2 separate regions of the Homo sapiens genome follow, and region 2 is linked to region 1. Evidence: chromatin loops called from intact Hi-C (ENCODE). Cell type or tissue: heart right ventricle. All regions are shown on one strand. Links, peaks and the distances in the headings refer to the core of each region. The heading gives the core; the rest is flanking DNA. Region 1 holds the start of C10orf67 (chromosome 10 open reading frame 67). Region 2 has its middle 40 kb from the start of OTUD1.

The links. Hi-C counts contacts between places; a loop is a spot of excess contacts. Peaks named below come from ENCODE experiments on the same cell type or tissue, not always from the same donor. Only the 100,000 strongest peaks of a DNase experiment are listed, where the experiment ranks them.
Region 2: it touches region 1 in a loop (12-fold over the local background); 15 of 110 quality-filtered maps call a loop at or near these places.

What each region holds. Positions count from the first base shown.
Region 1 is chr10:23,342,933-23,354,943 of GRCh38, forward strand. C10orf67 (chromosome 10 open reading frame 67) reads right to left here and starts at 1,865. Exons shown (of 16, transcript NM_001371909.1): 1 at 1,637-1,865. The coding sequence starts at 1,842. C10orf67-AS1 (C10orf67 antisense RNA 1) reads left to right here and starts at 1,025. Exons shown (of 2, transcript NR_155752.1): 1 at 1,025-1,158; 2 at 1,492-2,229. RefSeq lists a silencer at 2,988-3,282. In heart right ventricle, for the core only: no CTCF peak of the experiment used is centred there; DNase peaks (open chromatin) are centred at 1,620, 1,659 and 4,829; H3K4me3 peaks cover 1,131 bases; H3K27ac peaks cover 4,091 bases.
Region 2 is chr10:23,393,494-23,405,504 of GRCh38, forward strand. It overlaps the pseudogene LOC124902591. Among named protein-coding and RNA genes, the nearest start is that of OTUD1, 40 kb to the right of the region's middle. In heart right ventricle, for the core only: no CTCF peak of the experiment used is centred there; DNase peaks (open chromatin) are centred at 6,348 and 9,628; H3K27ac peaks cover 4,652 bases.

The sequences.
Region 1 (12,011 bases), core at 1,412-9,411:
ATACAACGGTAAGTTCTCCCATAGCAGCTAAGCTAATTCTGGCTACCTACTGATTTGAAAAGGTTTTTAGAAAGAAATTTGCATTTTCCCAGAAACATCAGCTCTACATTATCCAAATAAACAACAAAGCTAGAACACAGGGGGCAAAGGATTATGAAAGGGACGGGTTTTAAACAAGGATCAAGGAATAGCAAATAATGACATCGGCAAACACTTCTATGATTCTGCTATGGTCTGAGTGTGTCTCCTGAAAATTCATGTTGAAATCCTAACCCCCAAGATGACGATATTAGCAGGTGTGGACTTTGGAGGTGACTAGGTCATGAAAGTGGAGCCCTATAAATGGGATTAGTGCCCTTCTAAAAGCAGGGTGGGAGCGGGTGTGGGGGACGTGGGGGAAAACTCCCTTGCCCGTTGCACCATGTGGAGACACAGCCAGGAGGTACTGTCTGTGCAGAAGGGACCCTCATCAGACCTGGAATCTGCCAGTGGGCTTCCCAGCCTCCAGAACTGGGAGAAACAAATTCCTGTTGCTTATAAGCCACCCAGCCTATGTTGTTTTGTTACAGCAGCCCGAGGGGACTAAGACGGGTACTGTGTCCTAGATTAGCTCATTTAATATTCACTATGATCTATGAAGCAGGCACTACTCTTCATCATTCATGAACGATTATTTCCCGCTGAGAAAACTGAGGCACAGAGCAGTCAGTCGCCTAACTCACGGCCCCTGTGAGAGGGTCGCCAAGATTCTGGAATCCGGGCAGTCTGGCTCCAGAGTCCGTGCTCTTAGTGTCCAGCTATACACTTGAAGAAGTGAAAACTGCAGCTCTTTTCGGACAGTGATCCCCTCGAAAAACAAACAAAAAACTGAAGCCCAGCGGCTGGAGCAAGGGGCCTGGAAAGGCGTTGAGCGAGGGCCGGGGCGCGAGGGCTCCGGGGCGGGCCGGCGGGGACTGCCTCTCCCGCTGGTCACCTGGGGTTGAACTGGAATTGTTCAATAGAGGCCTCGAGGCCCTCCATGATCTTCCGGCCCTCCTCTGTCTCAGGCGAGTCGCCCCAGTTCGCCATTGCAGCCCCGGACGTGCGCCTCCCGCGGAGCCGCTCGCTCTCCTGAGTCGGAGTCGGGAACCCGGCGTCCGTTGCCATGGCGACTCCCAGGTAACCGGCGAAGCGCGGGAATCCGTGGGCGGGGGCCGGGGAGGGCCGCGAGTGGAGGGGGGTGGGGAACGGGGTGGGGAGGGGAAGGGGGAAGGAGATGGGGAGGAGGGGGATAGGGAGAAGGTTGGGGATGGGGGGGAAGGGGAGAGGGAAAGGAAGTAGAGGAGGTGTGGAGGGAAGGAAGAGGGGGAAGGAGTGGGGGAAGGGGGAAGAGATGGAAAGGAGGATGGGGAGGGAGCACGCGCGGGAGGAGGGGAGTGGAGAGGGGGAGGAGGAGGCGGGGCGGGCTCCCAAGCCACCCCGCTGCGCTTTCACTGTCCCGCCTGCCTCAAGGCTTCCCCACAAGACTCCCACAGCCTGGAGGCTGCTGCGATACCCCAGAGGAAAGCTGCACCCCCGTAAATAACCCTTCAGCCTCCCGCCGTGCCCCTGGACCCTGCTCGCTTCCTCCTCTACCCAGGCGCGGAGCTCAGCCTACCTCGTGGACCCGCGCATTTGCGGGGGCTTGAATTCCCGAGCTTCTCGCTTCCTACGCGCGCAGCAGACCCGCAGCTCGGTGGCCTTGGCTTTCATGGCCTCCCAGCGTGTGCCAAAGGTCCCCCTCAAGGAGGAGGAAAAGCAGTGAACCCATCTAATAACTATGCTCATGACATAATGAGCCCTGCGATCCCGGACCAAGGCCATCATAAGAGGAGAGCAGGCTGCCTAATAAGCTGTCTCCACCTGCCACAAACGTAGGCGTTCCTGGACAAAATATTTCCTTGCAGAGATTAAACAGATTTCTATTTAATGAGGTCAGAATGTGAGGCGTTAAGTCTTAAACTATACCATCTAGTGTGGAATTCAATTTTACCAGGTTTCTACAATAATAAGAGTTAATAGTGAAACTGTTGTCATCCTTAGTTTTAAATTATGTATCACTCATTGTCAACTAATAGGAGACACCTATTCTAATATCAGTATGTCATTGTTTTTCTGTAAACGACTGGCTAAATTTATTTTTAAAATGTCATTGTCTGGTTTAGAACTGTCTATACTACATCTGCATTTCAATATATTATCTACAGAAAAATAAGTTTTTTCTCCTCTCTCTTATTATTATTATTATTATTTTTTGGAGCCGGAGTCTCGCTCTGTCGCCCAGGCTGGGGTGCAGTGGCGCGATCTGGGCTCACTGCAACCTCCGCCTCCCGGGTTCAAGCAATTCTCCTGCTTCAGCCTCCCGAGCAGCTGGGACTACAGGCACACAGCACCAAGCCAGGCTAATTTTTTGTATTTTTAGTAGAGACGGGGTTTCACCGCGTTGTGCAGGCTAGTCTAACTCCTGAGCTCAGGCAATCTGCCCCCCTCGGCCTCCCAAAGTGCTAGATAACAGGCGTGAGCCACAGAGCCCGGCCTCTTCTCTGTCTTGTAACAGTAAGTGAAAATAACTTAGCTGGATTTAGAAGCTCAAAACAGGAAAAGAAAAGCACTGTAGCATTATCACTACTATTATGTTTAAAGACAAAGATTAAAAGCCCCAAATGCCAATAAAACATCATAACCAATGCCAAAATCATCTTCTGTGAAGGCTTATTTTTTGGGGGGGAGATGAAGAGAGAAGAGAAAAAGAGTTACTTTTACTCTTTGGAGGTTTTTAATTACAAACTCTAACTTCAGACTTTATTTGGGGAATTTTTATTATATAATCAAAAGGTATTTTAAAAGAAAGAAATTTATATATCTACAATAACTTTTCTTTTTCCTAAGTGATATTTTACCACAATGTATATACATGTTTTAAAATAAAGATTAAAATTTTAAGTTAAAATTTCAAAACCTATCTGTTTAGAGCTGGGCCAAGACAGTGTAAAGAATGTGACAAGCTGTTGGCTATTTTCCTAGTGCAATTATAAATGAATCGTTTGAAACTGAGGAGAGAGATCGCACAGAAGATTTCATGAGTCATTGGTCAGCTCTGTACAGCATTTGTTGACTGATATAGTCTGCATAGTTACGCCATCCCACAAAAACATGCATTGAACAGAACATCTTTGTTTGAAACCTTGCTATAGCATATCAAGGAGTTTCAGATTTCAGTGTCTAAGAGACCACGCTATGATGATGATTGTTTTTGAAACCGTTAACTACATAATACTTCTCTTCTTGTCAGTTACCTGTATTTTATCTCACAGGTGTTCCGGCTTATAAAATTGTTTATTTCAGATCAGATTCTCACCTGTAGTAACTGGCGTTGATGTGGTCAAAACATTTGTCATATTAAATCCAGGCCTCTTTTATCACATGCTAAATTCATTGATGGCTTTAGTGGAAAGCTCATGAACTCTGCAGTAAATATTAAATATATACAGGCTTTGAAACTTACTCGATTTAGAATTTTGGGCAAGTAAGTTAACATTTCAGAGCCTCTATTTTCTCACAAGTAAAAACTGGATAATGAATGTTTCTCAAAGTTGGGGTAATCTATAAAGCAGAAAAACACGCAGCACATGCATGAGGCAACTGCAAGAGAAATACCAACTAGGCCTTTGAAGGACTCTATTCCTTCTTCCTAAACCACTACTAGGGAAAACATTGTTTAAAGATGTCAGTGTTTTGGCTGGATTCGGTGGCTCATGCCTGTAATCCCAACACTTTGGGAGGCGGAGGCAGGCAGATCACTTGAGGTCAGAAGTTTAAGACCAGCCTGGCTAACATGGTGAAACCCTGTCTCTACTAAAAATACAAAAATTACCTGTGCATGGTAATGCACGCCTGTAATCCCAGCTACTTGGGAGACTGAGGCATGAGAATCACCTGATCCCGGGAGGCAGAGGTTGCAGTGAGCCGAGACTGCACCACTGCACTCCAGCCTGGGCGACAGAGTGAGACCCTGTCTCAAAATAAATAAATAAATAAAGATTTCAATTTTAAAAAATTGAACATTTCATAAGTTAACATTGTTTTTACTTGTTCAGTTAATAGGACTTCAGGCACAATTTTAAAATTTGAAGTGCTTCTCTGACATACCACAGGTATAAATAGAATATGTATTTATATAAAAATATCGCCTACCAGTTATTAAAAGTGATAACATCTCAGATTAACTAGCATGAGAATTTGATTAAGAGTCAAGTGCTGACTCTAAACATAGTAATTTATGTATTCCAGTTGGGTAGTATCAGTTCTATAGTCTAATAAGAGCCAAGAGGTTTCAGTTTAGGTTTGTAATTTAAATTCTTTCTAGAGCGTCATCACATGCGAAGTGCTTATTTTTCTTTTATCACCAGCTATAATATATGATTATGTGGTGGAGGCTCTGTTATGTAAACTTGTTTTATGTCATGCTTCATCCACAACCAAAGTTCTTAAATAAAGTCTTTGGAAGGACATAGTAAGGCTCTTAGCCAGGGCAATATAATGCTACTAAATCCTTTATGGCAAAACTCCTGAGACTAGATCATTTTAATGTCTTAAATTTTGCTGCTGTGAGACAGCATATCCACTCTGTGAAAGTCTATCAATAAGCATTTGTCAGCCGACTAAAGCTGAAAACCAAGATGACAAGCCCAGTAGGGGGTTTGGGGCAGGCGCAACTGTGGATGTGGAATTTGGATCCTTGCCGCCAAATGTCCTTGAGCACTGGAGTAAAGGATTTCCTCTATTTGGAGCTAAGTTTAGATCATCACTGTTTAAAAGAGAGCAGGCCCGCGTGTGGCTCACGCCTGTAATCCCAGCACTTTGGAAGGCCAAGGTGGGCGGAGCCCAGAAGCTAGAGGCCAGCTTGGGCAACATTGAGACTCTGTCTCTACAAAAAATTAAAAAGAGAGAAAGAAATAGTAGTGAACGTGAAGAAAATGGCAGGGGTGGGTTGGGCCTGTAATCCCAGCACTTTGGGAAGCCAAGGTGAGGATTGCTTGAGCTCAGGAGTTCAAGACTAGACTGGGCAACATAGGGAGACCCCATCTCTGCCAAAAAAAAAAAAAAAATTTTTTTTTCAAATTAGCCAAGAACCCAGAGTCCCAGCTACCCAAGAGGGTGCAGCAGGGGGATCACGTGAGCTTGGGAAGTCAAGGATAGAGTGAGCTGTGTTCGTGCCATCATATTGTAGCCTAGATGACAGAGCAAGAGTCCATCTCAAATAAATAAATAAATACATAAATAAATGGTAGGGCTTAGCTGTCTGCAGAAGTGAGCCCACCTGAGAGAGAATTTGTAAACTTACTGCTGAGGGAAGTTTGGGCGATCTCCAGTCTGTTCAAATGACCAGAGTGGATCCTAGTGCCTAGAACATAACCTAGGAAAACTGTCACCCACATATTGGAATTTAGGGTGAGGCGGTTCAGGACAAGTCAAAGTCTGGAGAGTAATACAAGGGCAGTCACCATATTTCATGCCGTCTAAGATTGCATCCTTTAGGATGTGTCTTTATTTTCTGTGCCACTTAGAAAAAAACACTTGCCAACTATGATTATACCTTGACACACCATGGGCTATATGATACACTACAATTTCAAGGATATACCAAAATGATACACCAAAATTTTATGTTAGAAATGTGAAAAACTGTCCAGGCACAGTGGCTCACACTGTAATCCCAGCACTTTGGGAGGCCCAGGTGGGCAGATTACCTGAGGCCAGGAGTTTGAGACCAGCCTGGCCAACATAGCAAAACCCCATCTCTACTAAAAATACAAAAATTATCCAGGTGTGGTGGCATGCACCTGTTATCCCAGCTACTTGGGATGCTGAAGCAGGAGAATCACTTGAACCTGGGAGGCAGAGGTTGCAGTGAGCTGAGATTGCACCACTGCACTCCAGCCTGGGCGACAGAGACTCTGTAGGCAACCCCCCCTCCCCCGTCAAAAAAAAGTGAAAAACTGTATATCTTAGAATCAGTGAATAAGGTAGTTAATAAGAATTTATCAGGCAGAGATCCTTCCTGGGGCCCCATTTAATCAGACCCTAGAAGGATCTACTCTCTTGAGAAGCAGGACATTCGTGAGGTTTTTCCACAATAACTTGGATAAAGTGCCCGTAGGACCATCTGGTTCTCTCTGTTCTTTTTCTAGTGTCACAGGGCAACATGCAAATAACTAATTCATGTTCTTGGGTACATAGATGCCAAGAAAGTCTTGATCTAGACAGCAAATGTGATTTTGGCTAGTGTGAATGTTCCCCTGTAGTCTCACCTGAATAAACTGATAAAATACAGTGTTTAGAGCTGTCTACATGAGGACTAGACTCAGAGTCAAGGCATCCCCACAAGGTACCACCAAGTCACACTTTACCAGGCAGTCAGCATGGCTCTCTTATTAACACTTCTGCATCTGCGATATTAAGCGCCCTTTATCATCCTGCAGCTTCAAACTCTGTCTCAGAAATGTAGTACTAAAATTCAAATTTAGCAATTTTGAGAACTAGAGAGGAATGTTAGACATAGAATACGGTAGTGTGAAACCCAAGTTTGTTATTGTTACCATGTCTGTTAATCTACCTGGGCATTCTTCAGTCTACACTAAAAGGTATTACACGTCTGTTACGTAGATTATGCTATAACCAACGTGCCAATCAGGAATGTATGGTTCTGAGATGGCCCATTCACTGTTGCTAGAATCAGGAAGCCCGCATTATAAAAAGGACTACACCAAGCTCTGCTGTGAATTGAATATTGATGAACAAGCTGCCCTGTGCTAATTAATTTACTGACTGTCAGAAATGGGTTTTTATTGGTGAATGTAGTGGCCTATTGACTGGCACAATAAATGTTAGAATTGGGCTTGCATTCGTGAATTTAAAGATGTTCAAGAGGCTGGGTGTGGTGGCTCATGCCTGTAATTTCAGCACCTTGGGAGGCCAAGGCAGGCAGATGGCTTGAGCTCAGGAGTTCGAGACCAGCCTGGGAAACACAGCAAAACCCTTTCAGCCTCCACAGAAAACACAAAAACTACCAGGTGTGATGGTGTGCACCTGTAGTCCTAGGTACTGAGGAGGCTAAGGTGGGAGGACACTTTGAGCCCAGGAGGTTGAGGCTGCAGTGAGCTGTGATCAAGCCACTGAACTCCAGCTTGGGTGACAGAGCAAGACCCTATTTTGAAAAAAAAAAAAAATTTGTTTTAAAAAAGATGTTTAACAAATGTGGGTGAGCTAAAATAGTTCAGAGAGCAGCCCACCCTTGCAAGAACAGGATTACCCCCAATTTAGAAATGAGAAAGTGGAGACACAGGAGGTTGATTTACTTGCCCAAGTTCATACAGTTTGCAAGGGGTAAAAGCAGGCTTTGAGCACAGACAATTCTGCTCCAGAGCCTCCATACTTAATTATTTTGCCTTCTTGTCTCACCAAACTGTCATGAGGAGCAAATTATTTCAGTTCTTCTGACAATGTTAGTTTTGTTGATGGCTGAAGAAGTATCTCTAAAGCTTTCAAACACACATTAGCAATTTAATTATGAATCTGTGCTGCTGGGTTGCTGCAGAAAATCAAATACATTAACACACTGTCTAGCCGGAGTTTAGTCATCTTGGAAATTCATCTTCGTGCAATATTTGTGAGAGTAAAAATTTGGCAAAAAGATGGGCACCCATAGAGTCTACAGAGTTCATGCCTAAAACTTATTTGCTTTACTTCTAGGAAGTCTTCTTAACCTCTTATTCAGGCCCTATATCTTTTTCAGTATGTTCAATTCCCACAGAATGTGAGGTTGGCTTTCCTTTTTTTTTCTTCTTCTTCTTCTTCTTCTTCTTCTTCTTCTTCTTCTTCTTCTTCTTCTTCTTCTTCTTCTTCTTCTTCTTCTTCCTTCCTCTTCTTCCTCTTCCTCTTCTTCTTCTTCTTCTTCCTCTTCTTCTTCTTCCTCTTCTTCTTCTTCTTCCTCTTCTTCTTCTTCTTCTTCCTCCTCCTCCTCTTCTTCTCCTCCTCCTCCTCCCCCTTCTCCTCCTCCTCCTTCTTAACTTTCTACAGTTAAAGTGGGGAGTTGGGCTATTGTAGACAATCAGTCCATTGACAGCAATGAGAAGTAATGGGCTGGTCGCTGTGGTTCACACCTGTAATTTCAACACTTTGGGAGGCCAAGGTGGGAGGATTACTTGCAGCCAGGAGTTCATGATTAGCCTGGGCAACAGAGCAAGATCCTGTCATTTAAAAAAATGTAATGCACAAAGGCATTGAAAGACTATAGAAATCCAAAACTGAAATTTAAATAACACGAGAAGTCTAGACCATTGCAAGAAGCAAATAAACCTTTGTTTGTCACTGGCCCTGAGGACATCACTGTCTTTTACAGTGTTATTTAGTTATTTTAACTAAGGTTCATAATAATGACCATGACTCACTGACTACTTTTAATGTAACTAGGTTTAATATACTCTCTTAAAAAGGCAGGTATGTGCATGAAACAATTTAAAAATGTTATTTCAATTCTGAACTTTTAGTTATTTCTAGCTTGATTCCTTCTTTGGGGGGTGGTTTGATATAGCTGAAGTTACTTTTTCCATTGAACAAAAGTTCACATTTCTTCGTCATTGACATAGGACAGCTTTGGATTGTTGCAATGCCAAAGTTTTTGGAGCTGAAGGGACCTTCAAGATAGTATACTTTGCTGCGTGTGATGGCTCATGCCTGTAATTCCAGCACTTGGGGAGACTGAGGCAGGAGGATCACTTGAACCCAGGAGTTTAGACCAGCCAGGGCAACATAGTAAGACCTCATGTCTATTTTTTTTAAAGGGCTAGGCGTGGGGAAACTATGCCAGTAATCCCAACACATTAGGTTCATGCCTGTTATCCTAACACTTTGGGAGGCCAAGGCAGGAGGATGGCTTGAGGTCAGAAGTTCAAGACCAGCCTGGGCAACATAGTGAGACTGTCTCTACACATATTTTTTTGGGTAAAAGAAGAAAAAAAAAAGATAGTATATGTTATTCCTCTTGCTCAAGGATATATAGGTAGTTAGGCCATACCTAGATCTGGAATTTCTTTATCCTGAGGCCCATAATAGTGTATTAGTCATGATAGGCTATGTTATGTTGCAATAATAAACAATCTCAAATTGCAGTGACTCAACACAAGAAAAATTAGTTTCTCATTCACACTACAAGTCCCACAGAGTTGACAGTGAGTTCCACTCCACGCAACTACTCAGGGACCCAGATGATAGAAGCCTCATTCTCTTGTAGCAGCAGCAGTATCCAAAACACAAAACACAGACCTCTTGGGCCACTTTACCAAGGGAAGAAAAAAGAGTCAGGTACCGGAAATTAAATGCCTTGACCCCTTCCACTCTTCACTGATCAGAGTCCCATCGTTCCACCAAACAGCAAAGGGAACTGGAAAGTTTATTCTTCCAAGTGCTCAGGAAGGAGAAGGAAAATGACATAGCTGACCACTAGTAGTAACTAGGTAGTAATAGGACACACTACCAGTGTCCTATCAAGCCATACTTCTTAAACAACTTTGCAAATTCCAAGATAGTGATGATGATAATAAATGGTAATCATGATGATGATGATGATGATGATATCTGATATCTGTATAGGTTCTTAAGATTCAGAAAATGTTTCTATCTTATGCATTTTTAACTCAACTTTGTGCAATAATATTATCATCCCTTTTTCATAAGTGAAAATTAAGCTCAGAGAAAGTTCAGTTGAATGGAGTAATTTGCTCAGGATCCCACAAATGAGTCTCTGATGAATGCAATATTGAAAGTCTAGTCAGAGTTGAAGAGGACCCAAGCACAAAAGCAGGAAAGAAATCAAATCCAGAGACAGGACAGCAGGAGAAATCTATTCTTAGAATTCACTGCAAAACTGCAGCAACAAGTGCTTTTAAATATTTTTTTATTTTTTTTTAAACCGGGTCTCACTCTGTTGCTCAGGCTGGAGCACAGTGGCAGGATCACATCTCACTACAGCCTCAACCTCCTGGGCTCAAGCGATCCTTCCACTTCAACCTCCTGAGTAGCTGGGACTACAGGCATGCACCACCATGCCTGGATAATTTTTAAAATTTGTGTTGAGACTGGGTCTCACTATGTTGCCCAGGCTGGTCTTGAACTTCTGGATTCAAGCAATCCACCTGCCTCGACCTCCCAATGTGCCGGGATTACAGGCGTGAACTACTGCACCCGGCCAACAAGTACTTTAAAGCACAAGAATTAATATAAATAAAGAAAATAGTGGAAGTAGTTTCTAATTGTTACTTCCTCTCTTATAACCAAATGTACCCTTTTATTTCACAACAAAATATGGCTGGATACATAGCACAGATACTTAATATTTATTATATCGCTGCAAACATAATGTAAAAATCACGTTCCTAATAGAATGTATTAGTGATTATGTAATGACAGTATTAGATTTGAAATATTACATCTAGGCTAAAAATGTAAGGCTCATTTAAATTTAACTAAGAAATCAGCGATCCAGATGTGACAAAATAAATTACCATTATGAAATAAATTGGCCATCAGATATCGATGGGAGAACTCAACAATTAGGATTTTAGAAACAAAGGTAGCAAAATTAGAATGGCAGGCCCAATCACACAGTAAGTATTTAGCCTTGAGTTAGGTGCAGGAGGGAAGACAGAGGTAAGGTGTTGCTTTCTGGCATATTAATTGAGAAGACAAAACTAATGCATGGAAAATGACACTGTTTCATACAAAATAGTCTATAATAAAGTGCTGATTTGTAGCTTGAAAACTTCAAATGATGTCGGAAGCGTGAAGAAAGTTAAATTCTAAGAAAGAAAAGAGATCCCTAAGGAGGAATCTCCAGTGAGTATTTCATGGAAAAGCTGATGCAGAGCCAGGACATAAAGACTGAATATGCCAGGTGCCTTGGCTCATGCCTGTAAGTCCAGCGCTTTGGGAGGCCCAAAGCAGGAGGATCTCTTGAGGTCAGGATTTCAACACCAGCCTGGGTAACATGGTGAGACCCTGTCTCTACGAAATACAAAAAAATAGGCCAGCGTGATGGCACATACCTGTAGTCCTAGCTACTTGGGAGGCTGATGCAGGAGGATTGCATGAGCCCAGGATTTCAAGGCTGCAGTGAGCTATAATGGTGTCACTGCACTCCAGCCTGGGCAACAGAGCAAGACCCTGTCTCAAAAAAAAAAAAAAAGAAAAAGAAAAAGAAAAAGAAAAAGGGCTGCGTATAGTCTAGATAAATGAAAAGGAAAGGGGGTCGCACCATGGGAACAAAGGCTGGAAGTGTCGTTGTGTTCTTGGGAAAGTGCCCCACCACTGTTGGAGTGTGCCAGGTCGCACTGCTCTAAGTTGTATATGTGTAGATCTAAGCTGTGCTGAGAATGGACAGGAGAATAAAATCTCTACCACCTGTATCCATGCTAATATTTTTTTTTAAATCACAAGAAAATGTGAGGATGAATAATTAAGCCACTAGATTATGATTATCTTGAGGAAAAAGCCTTATGTATTTTTATATCACTGAAACGGGCACTGCATTTGGCCCCTCAAAAATGTGCTCAAAACTGTTGGGTTAATTAATATGGTTTTAAAATTTTGCTTCAAATAATAGAAAGAAGAGTTCACATGGGTTCCACAAACTTGACTCAAACTTGTTATTAATTTTTAAATAAAATATTATATTATTAATATTCTTTTTCTTAAATCACTAGGAAAGGTTCAGGCTATAATAGGAAGACTAATGCCAGGGTGGTTTGAACCACACACAAAGTGCTCAAGTAACAAAGGAACACGCTTCTTAGTTACTTTTGTTATACTCTTACCTGGGGAGAAAGTTCGAAGTAAGTCTGAACCATTGCCAACCCAAGAGAGGATTCCCTCATTCAGCTCAATTCTTCTTGAATAATTCATTGGCAAAGTCCCTTTTACCTGCAACAAGCCTGGAC
Region 2 (12,011 bases), core at 2,350-10,349, 51 kb after region 1:
AAAAATAAAATAAAATGTTAACATTCATATAAGCTAAGTACAATACAATCAATCTGGCAGGTATTTCTTACATTTAGAAAAATATTCTAGATTCAAAGGAAAAACCATCATCGATAACTCATTTGAACTCAATGATGTGGACTGCAGTTTCTGTGAATACTCTCTTCCCAATGTTGCATAGCTCGTAATACGTATACTGGGTTGCCCAAACTGTATATCCTGATGTTTTGGGAGTATATCTGGTTTTCACAAATGATTTTTTATTGTTGTTATTTTATTTTTATTTTATAGACTGGACCTCACTCTATTGCCCAGACTGGAGTGCAGTGGTGTGATCATTGCTCACTGCAGCCTCCATCTCCTGGGCTCAAAGAATCCTCCTGTCTCAGCCTCCAAGTAGCTGGGTTTACAGGCTCAAGCCACCATGCCCAGCTCTATTGTTGTTGTTTTTAAAGTAAAACAAAGATAGAAAAACACACAGTAGTCAAGAAATCAAATTAAGCATTAAAAAAAAAATTTCCTGAAAGTCATCATATATATTTTTAGTGATTTCCCTGAATTTTAATGTCATAAATTAGTCTTTTAGTGTACACATTTCTAAAAGAAAAGGCAAAATATGGCCAGGTATGGTATCTCATGCCTGTAATCTCAGTATTTTGGGAAGCTGAGATGGGTGGATGGGTTAAGCACAGGAGTTCCAGACCAGCCTGGGCAATACAGCGAGACCATGTATCTACCAAAAAAAATCCCCCAAATTTGGCTGGGCATGGTGGCACACAACTGTAATTCCAGCTATTTGGTGGGCTGAGGTGGGAGGATTGCTTGAGCCCAGGAGGTTGAGGCTTCAGTGAGCCAGGCTCGTGTTACCATACTCCAGCCTGCGTGAAATCGAGACCCTGTCTCAAACAAACAAACAAACAAACAAATAAAAGGTAAAATATATTCAATTTATTTGGTGCCTACCTGACTCTCATTTTCACAGGTTTTTTTGTTTGTTTGTTTGTTTTAGGTTCCAGCCAAGGCACCTGGTCTTTCTCACCATATCAACTCTCTATGCACCCAGTCTCCCAACCCAGGGAATCTACTCATTGCCCACTCACCTTCTCTTAACACCCCTGCCCACCCTCATCCCTAAGTGCTCCTCTTTTCCTTGGTTAAAAATATCTGTGATGCAAAAATCTAAGAATACATGAAACCTAGGCTGGAAGAGGAACAAGGAATTTTTCTTAAGGAGAGCTAAAAGGGTTCACATAATTAAAAGCTGGAGAAAAAAAGGAAGTGAGAAAAAAAAAAAGAAAGAAAGAAAGGGAAGGAAGGAGGAAGGGAAGTAGGGAGGCCAGAGAAATTGACCTGGGTATTACAGAGAGAGACTCTCTTTCTTGATTAGGGGGTATGTGTGGTCAGAGGGCCTTTGGAGCCAGTGAGATGGTAGAAAATTGTGAAAAGAGGAGGACTGAAGAATTATTTCTGGGATATATTTACTGGATAACTTTTTTAAATTTTTATTTTATTTTATTTTATTTTTAGAGATAGGCTTTAATTCTGTTGCCCACGTTGAGTACAGTGGCGTGATCAAGCTCACTGCTGTCTTGAACTCCTGAGTTAAAGTAGCTCTTCTGCCTTAGCATCCTGAGTAGCTGGGACTACAAGTGCAAGCCACAACACTCAGTTAATTTTTAAAATTTTTGTGTAGGGATGGGGTCTCACTACGTTGCCCAGGCTGGTCTGGAGCTCCTGGCCTCAAGTGATCCTCCCACCTCAGCCTCTCAAAGTGCTGGGATTACAGGCATGAGTCACCACACCCAGCCAGAAATGGATAACTTTGAATGTTTTAGAACCTAGGCAAAGTTAAAAGACAGGAAATAGTTTTAAAAACTAATATTGGCGGCCGCCATGGGGGCTCACATGTGTAATCCCAGCACTTTGGGAAGCTGAGGCGTGAAGATCGCTTGAGGTCAAGCATTTGAGACCAGCCTGGGAAACATAGGGAGACTCCGTCTCTACAATAAAATAAAATAAAATTAGCTAGGTGTGGTGGTACACACCTGTGGTCTCAGTTACTCTGGAAGCTGAAATGGGAAGATTGCTTGAGCTCAGGAGGTCTAGGTTGCAGTGAGCTGTGATAGTGTCACTGCACTCCAGCCTGGGTAACAGCAAGACCCTGTCTCAAAAACAGACAAACAAAAACATAACAAAAAGCAAAAAACAAACTAATATTGGTTGTTTCAAGGATGCCGCTTTGTTTTTTTGTTTGGGGTTTTTTTCTGTTTTTTGTTTGTTTGTTTGTTTTTGAGACAGAGTCTCACTCTGCCACCCAGGCTGGAGTGCAGTGGTGCGATCTCGGCTCACTGCAACCTCCACCTCCTGCGTTCAAGCGATTCTTGTGCCTCAGCCTCCTGAGTAGCTGGGATTACAGTTGTCCACCACCACATCTGGCTAATTTTTGTTGTATTTTTATAGAGATGGGATTTCACCATGTTGACCAGGCTGGTCTCAAACCCCTGACCTTAGGTGATCCACCCACCTTGACTTCCCAAAGTGCTTGGGATTATAGGCATGAGCCACTGCACCCGGCCAAGGATGCTTCTTTGAATTTGGCTCTGCACCACAAGCAGTACTTTGGGCCTATAGGCCCAGCAGGAGCAGCCCTGAGCATAGCGGGGCCTTGCGCTGAATTTCCTCCACTGTAGCCTCTGGATGGGGAGATGCAGCCCAGGTGCCATGCCTACCCAACAGTCACACAGCCCCTGTCTAGATCAAGCTTCAAAGTACGCAGCACCCCTGACTTCCCTGCCAAATGGCCTCAGGTTGATTTACAGGCCTTGCTCCAGCTCCTTCCTGGGGGCCCTCTTCTTAAGAGTAGATGGTGCAGCCAGGCACGCATCCGAGACCCTGGAGGGTGATGTACAGCCCAGAGCTCCTGCAGGCTGGAGGGCTGGGGGCGCAGCACACGATCCATCATTGCAGAGGAAGAGGAGTGCCTCATGTCGTCACCCCCTGGCTTGTCATGCTAAGGAGTCGGAGAATTAGAAAATGAAACCTGGCCTTCCACACATCCTAAAGATATGTTTATCTAGGTAGAAAGATCGAACATAATCTATTTAGCAGCATGTTAGCTTGGTTTGTATTTATACATTTAGTCATTTGGTATGTGGGCCTCCACCCATACTTGTGCCTTGGGCCCACAAATAACAGGGGCAGTCATGTAATTGACCAAACAGAACCATGTGCCTCCAAGATGCCTAAGGATTATCCTTAAAACAAAGACAGAAGCTAGAGTGTTACTTTTCTGATATGTTTCATCTGTTTAGAAGTCCCCTTGAGGAAGCACTGTAGTCTCTAGTCTGACTGACAGACCTGCTGCCAAACCCCACCTCCATGCCTCTTACCTGCTTGATCTCGGGCAAGCTTCTTCACCTCTCTAAGACTCATCAGAAAACTGGTTGTAACAGGATTAAGTGAGAACATCCTTGGTTGGGCGTGGCAGCTCACACCTATAATCCCAATGCTTTGGGAATTGAGGTGGAAGGATCCCCTTGAGACCAGGAGTTCAAGACCAGCCCAGGCAACCTACAACATAGCAAGATGCTGTCTGCAAAAAAAAAAGAAAAAGAAAAAGAAAAAAAAGATGACATCCTTGAGGCACATTTGGTACCATGCCTGGTATACAGCAGGAATCCATGAAAGTGGCATTTAAAGCCACTTCTGGCTTTGACCTATTTCCATATTCACATTTTAGGCTAAAGATTGTAGAATCATTGAGCTGAAGGAATATGTGGTCATTTCATAGAACATACTATTTAGGAGAACAAACTTTGGAGTCAAAGAGACCAGGGTGCTCTCCTCCCTTCATCCCCGACCAGGTGGGTCATGAGGGGTAGTCACTTATCTCAGCATCCTCAGTTATAAGACGGCAGTAATAGCAGTAACTAAATCATTGTACCATTATAAGGATAAAATGAGAAAAATACACAAAAATATCACCCAGCAAGTTGATGATTTTCTCCAAGTGCTGTGCCTCAAACTTACATTGAACTTCATTCTATTTTCAACGATTTCTCTAATTTACTGAGGTTCCGAATGTTGCCAAATGAAAGTGAAATTTTATTAGCCTGGTGTGGTGGCACCTGCCTGTGGTCCCAGCTCCTCAGGGCAGGCTGAGGTGGGAAGATTGCATGAGCCTGAGAGTTCAGGTTGCAGTAAGCTGTTATCACACCACTGCACTCCAGCTTGGGAGATAGAATGAGACTCTGTCTCAAAAGAAAAAAAAAGTGATATTTGTAATTATTTGGTACATTTAGAATTAGTTTTAAAAATTTTTCTGCATTAAGGGAAGAACAAATATTTTTTTCCTTTCTACTCACATGCTCAATGAAAGATAGAACGCAGAACACACTTCTGTGACCAGGTGTGGGTTTTTCCCTACACACCAGCCAACTGGCTGTCCTGTAATTCAATTCAATTCTGACACTATCTACCTGAGGTCTCAGTCCACAAAGACTTTAGATCCCAATCTCAAGTCCAGGCCACCCATTCTGACTTACTAGCCACAAACCAGAGCTCCAACAGTCCCCACTTGGGTTCAACTAATTTGCTAGGACAGCTCCCAGAACTCAGAGAAATACCTAGGTTTACCAGTTTATTATAAAGGATATTAGCAAGCATACAGATGAAGAGATGCAGAGGGTGAGTTTTGGAGGAGGGAGAGCAGAGCTTCCATTGTCCCAGAGTTTTTACAGAGTTTAATCTCCAGTGCCTCTGACGACCCTTTCCCTGGAGGTGGATGGGAGGGGCTGAATGTTCTGATACTTTAAGGTTGGTGGGAGGGGCTGAATGTTCTGATACTTGAAGGTTGGTGGGTGCGGCTGAATGTTCTGATACTTTAGTCCTCTAATCACTTGTTCTTTCTAGCAACTGGTTGGCCCCATCTTGAAGTTATCTAGGGACCCCGCCATAAGTCACCTCATTATCATAAACTCAGGTGTGATAAAAAGTGCTTGTGGGGCCAGGCCAAGTGGCTCACGCCTGTAACCCCAGTATTATGGGAGGCCGAGGTGAGAGGATCACTTGAGCCCAGGAGTTCAAGACCAGCCTGGGCAACGTGGTGAGACCTTGTCTCTTAAAAAAAAAAAAAAAAATTAGCCATGTGTGGTGATGTGCACCTGTAGTGCCAGCTACCCAAGAGGTTGAGGTGGGAGGATCACTTAAGCCTGGGAGTTCGAGGCTGCAGTGAGCAGTTTGTGTCAAACTGCTGCCTGGGTGGCAGAGCAAGACCCTGTCTCAAAACAAACAAACAAACAAACAAAAAACAAAAAAACCCAGCAGTGGTGAATTTCCTATCACTCAGGAAATTCTGAGGTGTTCAACAACTTTGTATAATAACCAAATATTATAACAGAAGATGCTCCTATCACCATTATCACTTGGGCAATTACAAGGGATTTAGGAGCTCCATGTCAGGAACTGGGGACAAAGCCCAAATGTATTTCATATTATACCAGTTTGTCTCATTGTGCAACTGATTTTATTTTCACTGGAGAGAGTTGTGTTAACTTCTGCTTTGATTCCATTTATATGGCTGGTGCTCACCTTTCAGACTTGGGCCTTCAAATGTAAAATGTAATTATCACCCACACAAAATCATACAATTATTGTGTTGTTTCTGGCACTTTTTTTTTCTTTTCTTCATGTCAGACAGGTAATGTGCTGATGTCATAATGAGGTTCAAGGGTGGCAGGTTTCTTTTTTTCTTTTTTTTTTTTTGACAGAGTCTAGCTCTATTGTCCAGGCTGGAGTACAGTGGTGAGATCATGGCTCACTGCAGCCTCCACCTCCTGGGTCAAGGGATCCTCCCACTTCTGCCTCCTATATAGCTGGGACCACAGGTGCACACCATCATGTCTGGCTAATTTTTATATTCTTTGTAGAGACAAGTTCTCACTTTGTTGCGGAGGCTGGGCTCAAACTCCTGGGCTTAAGCCATCCTCCTGCCTCAGCTTTCCACAGTGCAGGGATTACAGGTGGGAGCCACCACACCTGCCAGGGTGGCACATCTCACACATATGCATGAATACCCAGTCATCACGCTTATGAACTACTAAAGGATCTCTGGCACTTTTTAAAAAGCCCAATAAGACAACAATTTCAGTTGAAGTCACAGTAAAATGTGACAAAAGATCTGAGAAATGTGCCTACTGGAGTCTCTGGACTGTTTCTTGACCGTCACACCCATCTCTCCCTTTCTTCCTGGAGGAGCACTTGACAAAGAGAGGTGAGTCCAGGTCACTCATAGACACAGCCACATGGAGCTCGACTCTGTCCTGGCAGCAGACATGCAGAGTCCAAGGCCAAGAGCAGCGGGAATAGGGACTGACGTGACATTTGGATTCGGACTGGTACAGTTTGGAGAGATTAAGGGCCAGATACTCAGATTCACTTTCTTACCCTCTTCCAAGGGCATTATTTAATAGTCTGTTTACACATCTAACACTTGCTTGCTCTAATAATAGCCATGGGTCTGAATCACCCTCGTCACTGAGTGTTACACAGAGTCCTCAGCTGTTTCTATGACTTGCATGGTTGGTGTTCAGCGTTATCTGGAAACCTCTAAGAATGTGCAGGGTAATCAGTGATTTTAATTTTAGCTATGCATGACGTGAGGGATCTTCTATGTATTTCTATTGACCTGTCTTTAAAACATGTTGTATAACGATGAGAGGAATTCCACAGAAAAACTTCAATAAGAATCCCTACACAATACATATGTAACTATATACAAATGTGACTTAAATATATTAATAGAAAATGTATATTACTATTATTACTGCTCTACATACAATCAATTTTCGGACATAATCGAGACAGACACCTGTATAAATGAGAACTTATTCAGTGGGCTTCTGGGGTACTAAGAATATTCAGTTTCTTGATCTGGGTGCTAGCTCCATAAATATATTCAGTTTGTGAAAATTTACTGGACCAAAGACTTATAATATATGCCCTTTTCTGTATTGTGTTATACTTCCACAAAGAGTTTTAAACATTTACTATGTAATTTAAGTTTTTTGAGGAAAAAATTGAGCAATTGCAACTATATATCATACACATATGACAATCCATATTTCAGCTACATCCAAGATCAAATTATTTTTGAAAATTTTGCAAAGTTCAATAGACCTAAATCTCTCATTTAAAGGGGACTCTGTTTTATCTTTCCCAACTTTCCCCCCAAAAACAAAAATAACATTTCTCTCCTCCTCACAATTACAGAGATGTAATAAATCAACTTTTAAAATAATCCTCTCTTTAGTCATATGTATTTTGTTGTAAAATTCCACATTTTTTGGAAAGTGTGGGAAAATAGGCTCTCTAATTCATTGTTGATGGAGTACAAATTAGTATAAACTCTGCAGATCAATTTGAAGCTATCTATAAAAATGTAAAATGTTCATGAATTTGATCAAGCAACTTTACTTAAGAATTATTTCATATCATTGGAAGTGAAGTCATTGAAAATAATGATAATAATAAGAAGAACGATCCCAGAAATACACTGAGAAGTCTGTAGCATTTTTGTTATTTAGTCATTCATACACTCAACATTCAGCTGACATATATTTAATGAGTACCTGCTGTGTAGTAGGTGGAGTGCTGGGTTCTGGGGACATACTGATGATCAAAACAGCTGCAGTCCCAGCTCTGGAGGACTCTTAGAATGTCTATATGCCAGTTGGAAATATAATTATCAAAATATGAATCACACGATTTTTTACTGTTACACATTTAATTTAAAATTACAAAGCCTCTAATCCCAGCACTTCAGGAAGCCAAAAAAGGAGGATCACTTGAGTTCAGGAATTCGAGGCCAGCCTGGACATCAGAGTGAGACCTCGTCTCTACAAAAACATAAAAGGCTGAAGTGGGAGGATCACTAGAGCCGAGGAGATTGAGGCTGCAGTGAGCTGTGATGGCACCACTCACTCCAACCTGAGTGACAGAAAAAGACCTAGATTCTAAAAAATAAAAAATAATAAAATAAAATAAAATTACAAAAGAAACCAATGACAAATTATTCAAATGATTTTAATTATTATTCCATTTCAATGAAGACAAATGTATAGAACATGTATAGAGAAAATTTAGAAGACATTAATAGGGTTATTATCTGTGGATGGGGTTATGAAGGACTATCACTTAGGATACTTATTTCTTACTTAAATCAGAGGCAGGGTCTTGCTATGTTGCCCAGGCTGGAGTGCCATGGTTATTCACAGGCTTCGTCCTTGAACTTCTGGGCTCAAGCATCCTCCTGCCTCAGCCCCCCAAGTAGCTGGAACTATAGGTATGTACCACTATGCCCAGTTTAAAATGTTTGAATTTTTAATGATTACTTATAATTTTGTGTCTGGATATACATGTACATGGCACATTTCTAATTGTCTTTTTTTTTCTTTTTTAATTGAGATAGAGTCTCACTCACAGGTTGCCCAGGCTGGAGTGCAGTGGTGAAATCATAGCTCACTGCAGCCAAGAGTTCCTGGCCTCAAGCGATCCTCCTGCCTCACCATCCCTAATAGCTGGAATTACCAAGCTAATTTTTTTAATTATTTTAATTTTTACTTGTCATTTTTTATTGTTTTGAGACGAGGGTCTCATTATGTTGCCCAGACTGGTCTCAAATTCTTGGCCTCAAGTGATCCTCCCAACTTGGTCTCCCAAAGTGCAGGATTACAGGTGTGAGCCACTGTGCCCTACTATCTTCTTCATCTTCTTCTTCTTTTTTTTTTTTTTTTTTTTTTTTGAGACAGAGTCTCCCTCTGTCACCCAGGCTGGAGTACAGTGGTGCAATCTTGGCTCACTGCAACCTCCGCCTCCTGGGTTCAAGTGATTCTCCTGCCTCAGCCTCTTGAGTAGCTGGGATTACAGGTGCACGCCACCAGGCCCAGCTAATTTTTGTATTTTTAGTAGAGATGGGGTTTCACCATGTTAGTCAGGCTGGTCTCGAACTCCTGACCTCGTGATCTGCCCACCTCGGCCTCCTAAAGTGCTGGGATTACAGGCTTGGGCCACTGCGGCCGGCCCAAATCATCTTCTTAAACTAAATTCAGAGGGATCAGAAGTAACTCTGATGTTAATATGGGTTTAGTAGCTACCGCTATGATAGCTGATTAATAGGCAGTAAACAGCTGAGGCCAAAACATGCAAATATAACTGCACCCGTGTGTGTAGGTCACTTAGGATAGGAAAGCAATACTAAGAGACAGCTCCTTTTAGATAAACTAAATAATAAGATTAAGATACAGAGTGAAAAGCTGGAGGAGCAGGCAGGTAAACTTTCACTGACCAGAGGCAATTCTCTTCAAAGGCTTAGACCTGGGCACAGTATTTTTTAGATAGTTACACAGAAAGCCCTCTTAACCTGAAATCCAGGCCTGAAAAATCCCAGTGTGGTGAGGGTTAGTGGCATGAACCAGTTAGTCCCAGGGAACAGATGTTAAATTGTGTCATGATTATTCAAGAAATGTGCAGCTGCATTACTATTTTACTTGGGACACTTTGTATCCCAAGATTTCTTGGTCAGGCCCAGTGGCTCATGCCGGTAATCCCAGCACTTTGGGAGGCTGATTCGAGAGGATGGCTTGAGGCCAGGAGTTGGAGATCAGCCTGGGTAACATAGTGAGATCCTGTGTCAAAAAAAAAAAAAAAAAAATTAAATTAAATTAAAGATTACTTTACCATAAGGAGATTTTTAAAAAATTGTTTGTCTGTTTTAATTCCATAAGGCTGGCTGGCTGTGTGTTACATCAGAGGTGCTCAAAAGGGAAAAATGTCCTTTAAGGTTGTTATTTATATTTGTTGACATTTATTGATTGCTTTTGATGAGCCAAGCACAGTACTAAACAAATTTTGTGCGTATTGTCTCACATAATCCACATAACATATGAGCTAGATACTAATATTAAACTCATGTCAGTCCTCCCAACAACCCTATGAGGTTGGTTACTATTATAAGAACCATTTCACAAATAAAGAACTTTCCCCAAGGACACATAGCAAATAAGTGGGAAGAGTCAGAGTCTAAACTAAAGTTTGTTATAATTCTAAGCTTGAACTCCTGCTCTATGTATAAGGAAATACAAGGGAAGGGCTCTCAAGTGTGCATGGCCTCAGAAAGAGAAAGCCTCATCTCACAAGCATAAAGCTGCATGGACCTTGGAGATCTCTAGACCAACTTTCTGATCATCCAGATAGGGAAACTAAGGCACAAAACTCTTGATCACACACTTAGTAGCAGAGCCAGGAAGCCTGAGCAGGACTTCCGGACTCACAGGCTTCCTGGCTAACAGGCCAGTTGTTTTTCCATTGCCGTCTGTACTTGTGTACATTGGAAGTGTACCTGCCAACAAGAGGATGATTGTGAACTGGGTGCAGTAGTGCACAACTGCACTCCCAGCTACTTGGGAGGCTGAGATGGGAGGATCACTTGAGCTCAGGAGTTTGAGACTAGCCTGGGCAACACAGCAAGACCCCATTCCTATAAAATATATACATATATATATTTTGAGACAGAGTTTCATTCTGTTACCCAGGCTAGAGTGCTGTGGTGCAATCTCCGCTCACTGCAGCCTTGACCTCCAAAGCTCAAGGGATCCTCCCACCTCACCCTCCTTAGTAGCTGGAACTTCAGGCTTGTACTATCACACTTGGCTAATTTATTTTTTATTTTTATCTTTTGTAGAGGCAGAAGTCTCACTATGTTGCTCAGACTGGTCTTGAACTCCTGGGCTCAAGTGATCTTCCCACCTCAATCTCTCAAAGTGTTAAGATTACAAGAAAAAAGATAATGGTTGAAAGCCTTCCATTATTGGAAACTAAGCTTTTCCTCCTCAGCATTGTCAGTTCCTGATCTCCCACCCTTCTTTCACTTAAGCTTAACTTTACGTGTCTCTGAGCAAGAATTCCATGTCTAAAGCTATTACAGAAATATACCCATTGTTTCTAAATATCATTTAAAAAATTCTAAATGTATAATCTAGACAAAATGTTTGACTAAGAGCACGCAGTTGCCATGGTATTCAAGACAGCATCTACAGCACACAAACACATGCCTAATATAGTTGTTTCGAATTACAATAGAAAGCTGCAGGCAGTGAATTCAGGTAGGGTGAGGCGATGAAAAAAATAGAACATACTTCATGATTTTTTCACTGTTTTCAAAACCATCATTTCCAACTGCTGCCAATATCATAACTGCCATCATCTATAGTCACAGGACTGGCATTTGCTTCTGTTTATTGGGAGCATCTGGGGCCTGTGTCACTGTTAGCTATAAATAGATGATCCTCAAAACTACTTATTGACTACTTATGTAGAGCAAATGCTCGGTCACTAAACATGCAAGTATTATCTTGTCGGGGTACAGAAGGGAATGTCACAGCTTGGCTGAGAGAGAAGGACTTTATTTCATTTATTTTATTTGTGGGTTTTTTTGTTGTTGTTGTTACTTTTCGTTTTATTTATTTATTTGTTTATTTATTTTTTGTGACAGGGTCTTGCTCTATTGCCCACACTGGAATGCAGTGGTGCAATCATAGCTCACTGCAGCCTCCATCTCCCAGGCTCAAGCAACCCCCCCACCTCAGCCTCCTGAGTAGCTGGGACCACAGGTACATGCCACCAGCCTGGGCTAATTATTATTATTTTTTGTCTTGAACTCCTGGGCATCATGCCTGGCCACAACTGATTCTGAATCACGGAAAAAATAACATAAAATAGGGCTTGGAGCAGTGGCTCATGTCTGTAATCCCAGCACTTTGGGAGGCCGAGGCAGGAGGCTCTCTTGAGCCCAGGAGTTCGAAACCAGCATGGACAACATAGTGAGATTCTGCCTCTATCAAAAACACAAAAATTAGCTGGGTGTGGTGGTGCACGCCTGCAGTCCCAGCTACTTGTGCGGCTGAGATGAGAGGATCCCTTCAGTTTTGGAGGTTGAGGCTGCTGTGAGCTGTAAT